2 separate regions of the Homo sapiens genome follow, and region 2 is linked to region 1. Evidence: read pairs that join two places in POLR2A ChIA-PET (ENCODE). Cell type or tissue: Panc1. All regions are shown on one strand. Each heading gives the region's core, and the rest is flanking DNA. Links, peaks and the distances in the headings are about the cores only.

What was found. Peaks named below come from ENCODE experiments on the same cell type or tissue, not always from the same donor. Only the 100,000 strongest peaks of a DNase experiment are listed, where the experiment ranks them.
Region 2: POLR2A ChIA-PET joins it to region 1 with 15 read pairs; 11 of 35 experiments call an interaction of 5 or more read pairs at or near these places.

Annotation. Positions count from the first base shown.
Region 1 is chr1:119,721,479-119,724,392 of GRCh38, reverse strand. It overlaps PHGDH (phosphoglycerate dehydrogenase), which reads right to left. Exons shown (of 12, transcript NM_006623.4): 3 at 952-1,017. Among named protein-coding and RNA genes, the nearest start is that of PHGDH, 11 kb to the right of the region's middle. In Panc1, for the core only: no CTCF peak of the experiment used is centred there; no DNase peak of the experiment used is centred there.
Region 2 is chr1:119,659,453-119,662,366 of GRCh38, reverse strand. LOC124904390 (a long non-coding RNA gene) reads right to left here and starts at 2,669. Exons shown (of 2, transcript XR_007066508.1): 1 at 2,454-2,669. RefSeq lists a silencer at 2,407-2,701. In Panc1, for the core only: no CTCF peak of the experiment used is centred there; no DNase peak of the experiment used is centred there; H3K27me3 peaks cover 741 bases.

The DNA.
Region 1 (2,914 bases), core at 242-2,741:
ATCCTCCTCCAGCAGGAGGGAAAGCAGGTCTCGCCATGGGAAAAGTAATTTCTTGGTCCCGGAAGGTTTCAGGCCTGAGTAGAGAAACAAGGAGTCCTTGATGCCTAGGTCCGCTGGTTTAGGGAATCCATGGAGCTTCAAAGGGACCTAGAACAACTTCCTACCCTGTTTATTGGGAGCCTTGTTCTTCCCCTTGACCACATAAATGCTTGAATTGCCTGTTCAACAGAAGTGCTCCATGCAATCAGTTTTGCCAAATTACTAACCAACACACTGAGACTCAAGCACATTCTGTGCCACAACCATTTGATTTCTAGGCTGCCCCATCCACTCAAGAGGCCTGGAACTCCTGCTAGAAGAGCAAGAGTCTTGCCCATTTGAGTTCCATTGTGTTATGAACCCACAGAACACACAAGGACCCTGAAGCAGGTTCTTACTCCATTCTATTACAATACAGATTTGTAAGGGCAGTGACAGAGATAAGCCCTGAGGGCCAGGGGAATCAGTGAGGGACATAGCCTAGCTGGAAAAGCCAGAGAGCTTCTTGGATAAATTAATACTGAAGCTTAATCTTGAAAAGTAAGCAGAGGGTACCTAGACACTGTCCATACCCTGCTGCCTGGAACATCCTTCCTTGTTATCTCCAGGCAGCAGGGTATGGAGAACATTTGCAAGAGTTGGAGGCTAGAGAAGGCAGATTGTCTGCAGCATGGAGAATAGAACATGAGTAAAGAGAAGTGCACCTTTGTGCACTAGGGAACCTGTGTAATGAATGTTGAATAGAGGACCTGATGGCCTTAAAGGTTCTTTGCAGTCTGCATGTCGCCTTCTTAGCAGTCTGCAAGTCGCTGAGACGAAATGTTTCTAAGTTTTTCTGGGTCCATTTGCTTGGCAAGTGGTAATAATTGGCATATCGGAGAGACTAGCTTTGCTGAGAAGTCAGGGACTTACCTGGCCAGGCACATGATCATTCCACAAGTGAGTTCTGCGGCACTGAGGCTGTTCCCATTGGGGGTGCTAAAGATCAAAGAAAAGGGGGACATCAATGGGCACAGACCCAGTATTCCCACTCCTTCCCCAAGAGAAAGCCTTGAGTGCAGGCTGTGTTCTCTCACTCCTGCTCCATGAACTGACCACGCCACTGTCCAGAGTTCTCTGATGTACTCTCGCCCTAAGCCAAGGGCTGGAAAGAAACCCCCTTCCCCTGGCTTTATGTTTCCCTGCAGAGGGACCTCCATTAGAGAAACATATCTGGCTTCTCTCTATCCAAACACTCCTCCCAAGGCAGAGAAGTGTCTCACATGATCAGATTTGTGTGTGGTTCAGCCCTTTTCTTTCTCCTATTTCAGGATCTACCTGCCTCCAGAAAGCACAAATTCCCTGCTGCTCCTACCATTGATCTTACCAAGGTCAGAGTCTCTCGAATTCAGGGCTCAGTCCAATGCCTACATATCTTCATCAAGTTACCCAACCTGGCTTTTTTTTTTTTTTTTTGACAAGGCCTCGCTCTGTCACCCAGGCTGGAGTGTACTGGCATGATCACAGCTCACTGCAGCCTTGACTTCCCAGGGTTCAAGCAATCCTTCCAGCTCAACCTTCTCAGTAGCTGAGACTACAGGCTGGTGCCAACATACCTGGCTTTTCTTTCCTTCTTTTTTTTTTTTTGTATTTTTGTAGAGATGGGGGTCTCACTTTGTTGCCCAGGCTGGTCTCAAACTCCTGGGCCCAAGTGATCCTCCCACCTTGGCCTTCCAAAGTGCTGGGATTACAGGTGTGAGCCCCCACACGCAGCCCCAACCTAGCTTTTATTAGTAATCTCCACCTGTCTGACTACTCTTCCTATCTCTCAACAAGTTCTGAACTGAGAAAGCCTCCTCACACCCTAAGTCACAGGGCAATCCAGACCCTTCCCATTTTATAAACAAAAAAATAGAGGTGGCAACCCACAAAACTATTTTTCTTTTCTTAAATGCTTTTTAGGTTTTTGAAAGAATTTCATATACGTGTTCACCCTGATTATTCCCCTACTGGGTCTGTCTTTTTCATCTCTGGAATGAAGGTTAATAAGGTTACAAGAAGAAAAAGTCAAGAGATCCTGTATAAGATAAACGGACTCTCAGAGTCTGTCTGCCTGCAAAACCACCTGGCTTCTCATCCTCCCACAGCAAACAGGCTGTATGGGGGCGCAAGTAGAGGTGCAGAGATTGGGGCCTGGCTGCCTCTGGGTCCAAGGCAAGAATGTGGGATGGGTTATCGTTTAACATTTCTGCTGTTGAATATTGACTTCAGTCAGGTGACCAATTAACCTCTACCCTACAGGGGGAAGTGCAGTGCAGGGGAGGGGAAAGGTCTTAAGGACAATGAAGTCCCCAAGGGAAGAGAAAAGTCTTAAGAACAAAGAGGCCTGGGGATGGCCTTGCCATACCATCTAAGTGACAGAACGGGTACAGTACAGCACTGGCGTGCTGATGACCTCTGCCCCTGTGTTTCTGCAGAAACAGCTTTAAATGGGACCCTTCTCCTCTTGCCCTAGAGCACTGAAAGAGAAACTAGTGTCTTAGTTCCAGAAGGTGGCAGGGAAGTGGGGAGGGCAAGGATTCTAGTCATTAGTCTGCTAGCAAAGGTTGTGCCTCTGTACAAGCACAGTAAAGTAGAGCTGACAAAAACCTGCCACAAACAGCATTAATAGAGGCAGAGGGGGCTGGGTGGGAGCAGGAAATGCAGATGAACTCACTGACCTTCCGATTCCTGAACCAGGTCACAGAGGTGCAAGCAACTGCGCATGGGGTGGGCTCGTGAAACATTTTGAGATTATGCAGGGACTCTCAATTTCAAAAACTGTGTAACACCCTGATGGCATTGGTGATATAGTGGTGAGCATAGCTGCCTTCCAAAAACCTTGAAACCACTATGC
Region 2 (2,914 bases), core at 140-2,639, 62 kb after region 1:
TTTCACTTCCTCTCTCTGTGATTCATTTCATGATTCCACTACCCAAAAATAAACAGCTCTCTCAGTTTTCAGAACCGGCCTTCTTCCAGGAATCCTACCTTGACCACCCGCTGAGAAGTGCTCTCTCTCCCTCTTCTGACATGAAGAGCAGTTATTCTTCCTGGTGGTTTAGTGCTGATCATATGCTGCCTTCGATTATCTTTTTACAGGCATGTCTTATCTTCCAAAGGAGGCTGTAAATTTCCTGAGTGTGAGGACTGTGCACACTCCTCTCCACACCCTGGTAGAGTGTGTCATCTGCATTGGTGTTGTATAATGGTAGGTCAATTTGATGAATGAACACTCTTCCATTGAAATAAACCTGGCTTGCCCTTCCACACAACTCAACATGTAACCGAAAGCACAAGACCAGCACCTGGATGTGGGGTATAATGCGTGATGAAATGAAGAAAAATGCAGGAAAAAGTGTAAGGAAATAAGCATCTCACCTCTATTTTTAACTCTTTAACCTGCAGGGTAAAAAAAAAAAATGTAGCATTAGCTTTCCTTTCAGCCATGTGAGCTAACAGTGCCTTTCCTAGGACAGCAAAGTGATTTCCACCATGAGATCTGGAGGCAGGCCTGGGTTGGAAAATCTCTGCTATTTATTGGCTGTGTACCTTGGGCAAGTTACTGAACCTCTCTAAGCTTCAGTGTCCTCATATGTACAATAAAGAAAGTAATAACTGCCTAATTGGGTTGATGGGAGAAGCAAATGAGGAAATACCCTTAAGACTTTTAGTTCAGTCTCTGGAATATATTACACTCTTAATAATTACCAGCTATTATTTTTCCATAGCACCATCCCTAGATGGGCACCAGATCTAAATATTTAAGACCAACTGAACTCTGTCCACCTACTGCTGTGCATTAACCATCCTTCCTGACTGTGTCATCAAACAACACTACTACAAGGTGGCCCATTGCAATCTGAGGGCTTACCAAAGAAGGGGATGATGAATACCCTACCTACAGCATCTATATTTTAATGAGACGTGAGAAGCAGGAAAACAAATTTCATCTCTTTCCCTGCTCTCTAAACACTACTTATAGCAGACATGTGGTTCCTTCTCTAACTTTAGGGTTTTTTTGTTTGTTTTGTTTTGTTCTTTTTCTTTGGCTTCTGTCAACTCTACCTGACATGTAGTTCTAAACTGGAGATAGAATTAAGAAACAGTCATGTGTCCTGGTCTGCTAATGCAATGTCTCAGGGTCTCTTGGGTAAACTCTCTTTGATAACAATATCTGCCACCTTCTAGAGAACCCAGTACCTCTGCTTTGCTCTACTGTTACCTTTAGCCCTGCCCACCCATTCCTTTCTTCCCTATACTTTCTCAGCTGGTTATCAGTTCAGGGCACACCTGAGTTTTCAGATTTAAGTACCAACTCTACAATAGGATGAGGAATTGGGGTTGACGTAAGCAACACACAGATAGAGAAGCTACTGGTATTAACCATTAACCAGCTTGCTTAGCTGAACTCTGGCTTGACAGCTCGTATCTCTTTCTCTTTCCACTTGGTCTAATTTTTCAACATTGTTCTTAATAGCTGTCTGAACTCTTACAATAGTTACTCCCCTGGATTCTGTGCTTACAAAGCCTGTCACATAATCCTTATCTCTAGAGATCCCAGCCTGGTATAAACTGTCGTTCTGGTTTTCTAGCCTCTTCACATGGAGGAATCCCAAATATCCTAACAGATGTAGCTAAGAATATAATCCCAGGTAATCATCCGTCTCCCACCTGGCCCTGCATTCCATTTCCCCTCCAAAAAAGTCTTAAGATATATAATAACTCTCCATAATGCTTCCATTTATTTTTAATGAGTACACAGGATGACTGGTTCCTTTTTCAGTTGACCTTTTGAAGCTGTTAAACTGGTTTCTCTATATCAACAGCTGAAACAAATTGCCATGAATAAAATCTCACAGGGGAAAAACGTGAATGGAGAACATACTGGTATAATTTAAGCCCATAAGACACAATTATACAGGACAAAAGTCCCCATTGCATGGACATGGATGGAGGGAAACATTTTATAGCCTAATCTGGGAAATCTCTGTACATAACTGTAAGTGTTGATAATTAAAGCAACTATTAAAGAATCCATTGCTAATGGATGAAGTGCCTCCAGAAGCAGCCAAGAGAAACTGAAGCTATCATAGTGAGTCCTACAGTAGGAAAGGGATACAAAGTTTGAAAAATAAGAGAGCTAATATAGTTAAAGTTGTGAACCAGAAAAGATTTCTGGTTGAGAAGAGTCAGGAAGTTAAGCTGGGAAGTGAGTGCAGCTGGAGTACTAACTACACGACAAGGGAAAGTCTACTTCGGGGATCAGGCCCAGCAAGAGGCTCAGTGAGGTTGTTGGGAGGGAGGCTTACAGAGCCAGGGCACTGAGAGCTGGCCAAGACTTACCTCTACTGGAAGAGCACCAGCTCTGTGTCCACTCTGGGTTGTTGTCTACCTCTTAAAAAGTTTCTGCTTGATGAGAGCATGTGGCTCCTGAAGAGTCCCTCTGAGTTTTGTAGAAGAGAGAGGGGGAGGGCTACATTCCTGGAGGGACTCCTGAACTGCTCTGTGTGCAGCACAGCTGGAAGCACTCGGTGGGACAGGCAAAGCATGAGGCAACATCCCTGTGCCAAAGAGCTTCAAACTGGGGAGACAGAACCAATAGATTGCATGAAACATCCCAAGAGCCAATTAAAACAGTATAAAATGAAACGAGTATTTTGTGGTCCAGTTTATCAGAATGATAGGCATTCATTGGGGGGAGGAATATATAGTAGGGAAAGGGGAATTTAGAGAGAGAAAAAAAACCTGTAAAATGGAAAGCTGAGCCCCAGCCACTGAATAGAAGTCTTAAGAGTGAGATCCAG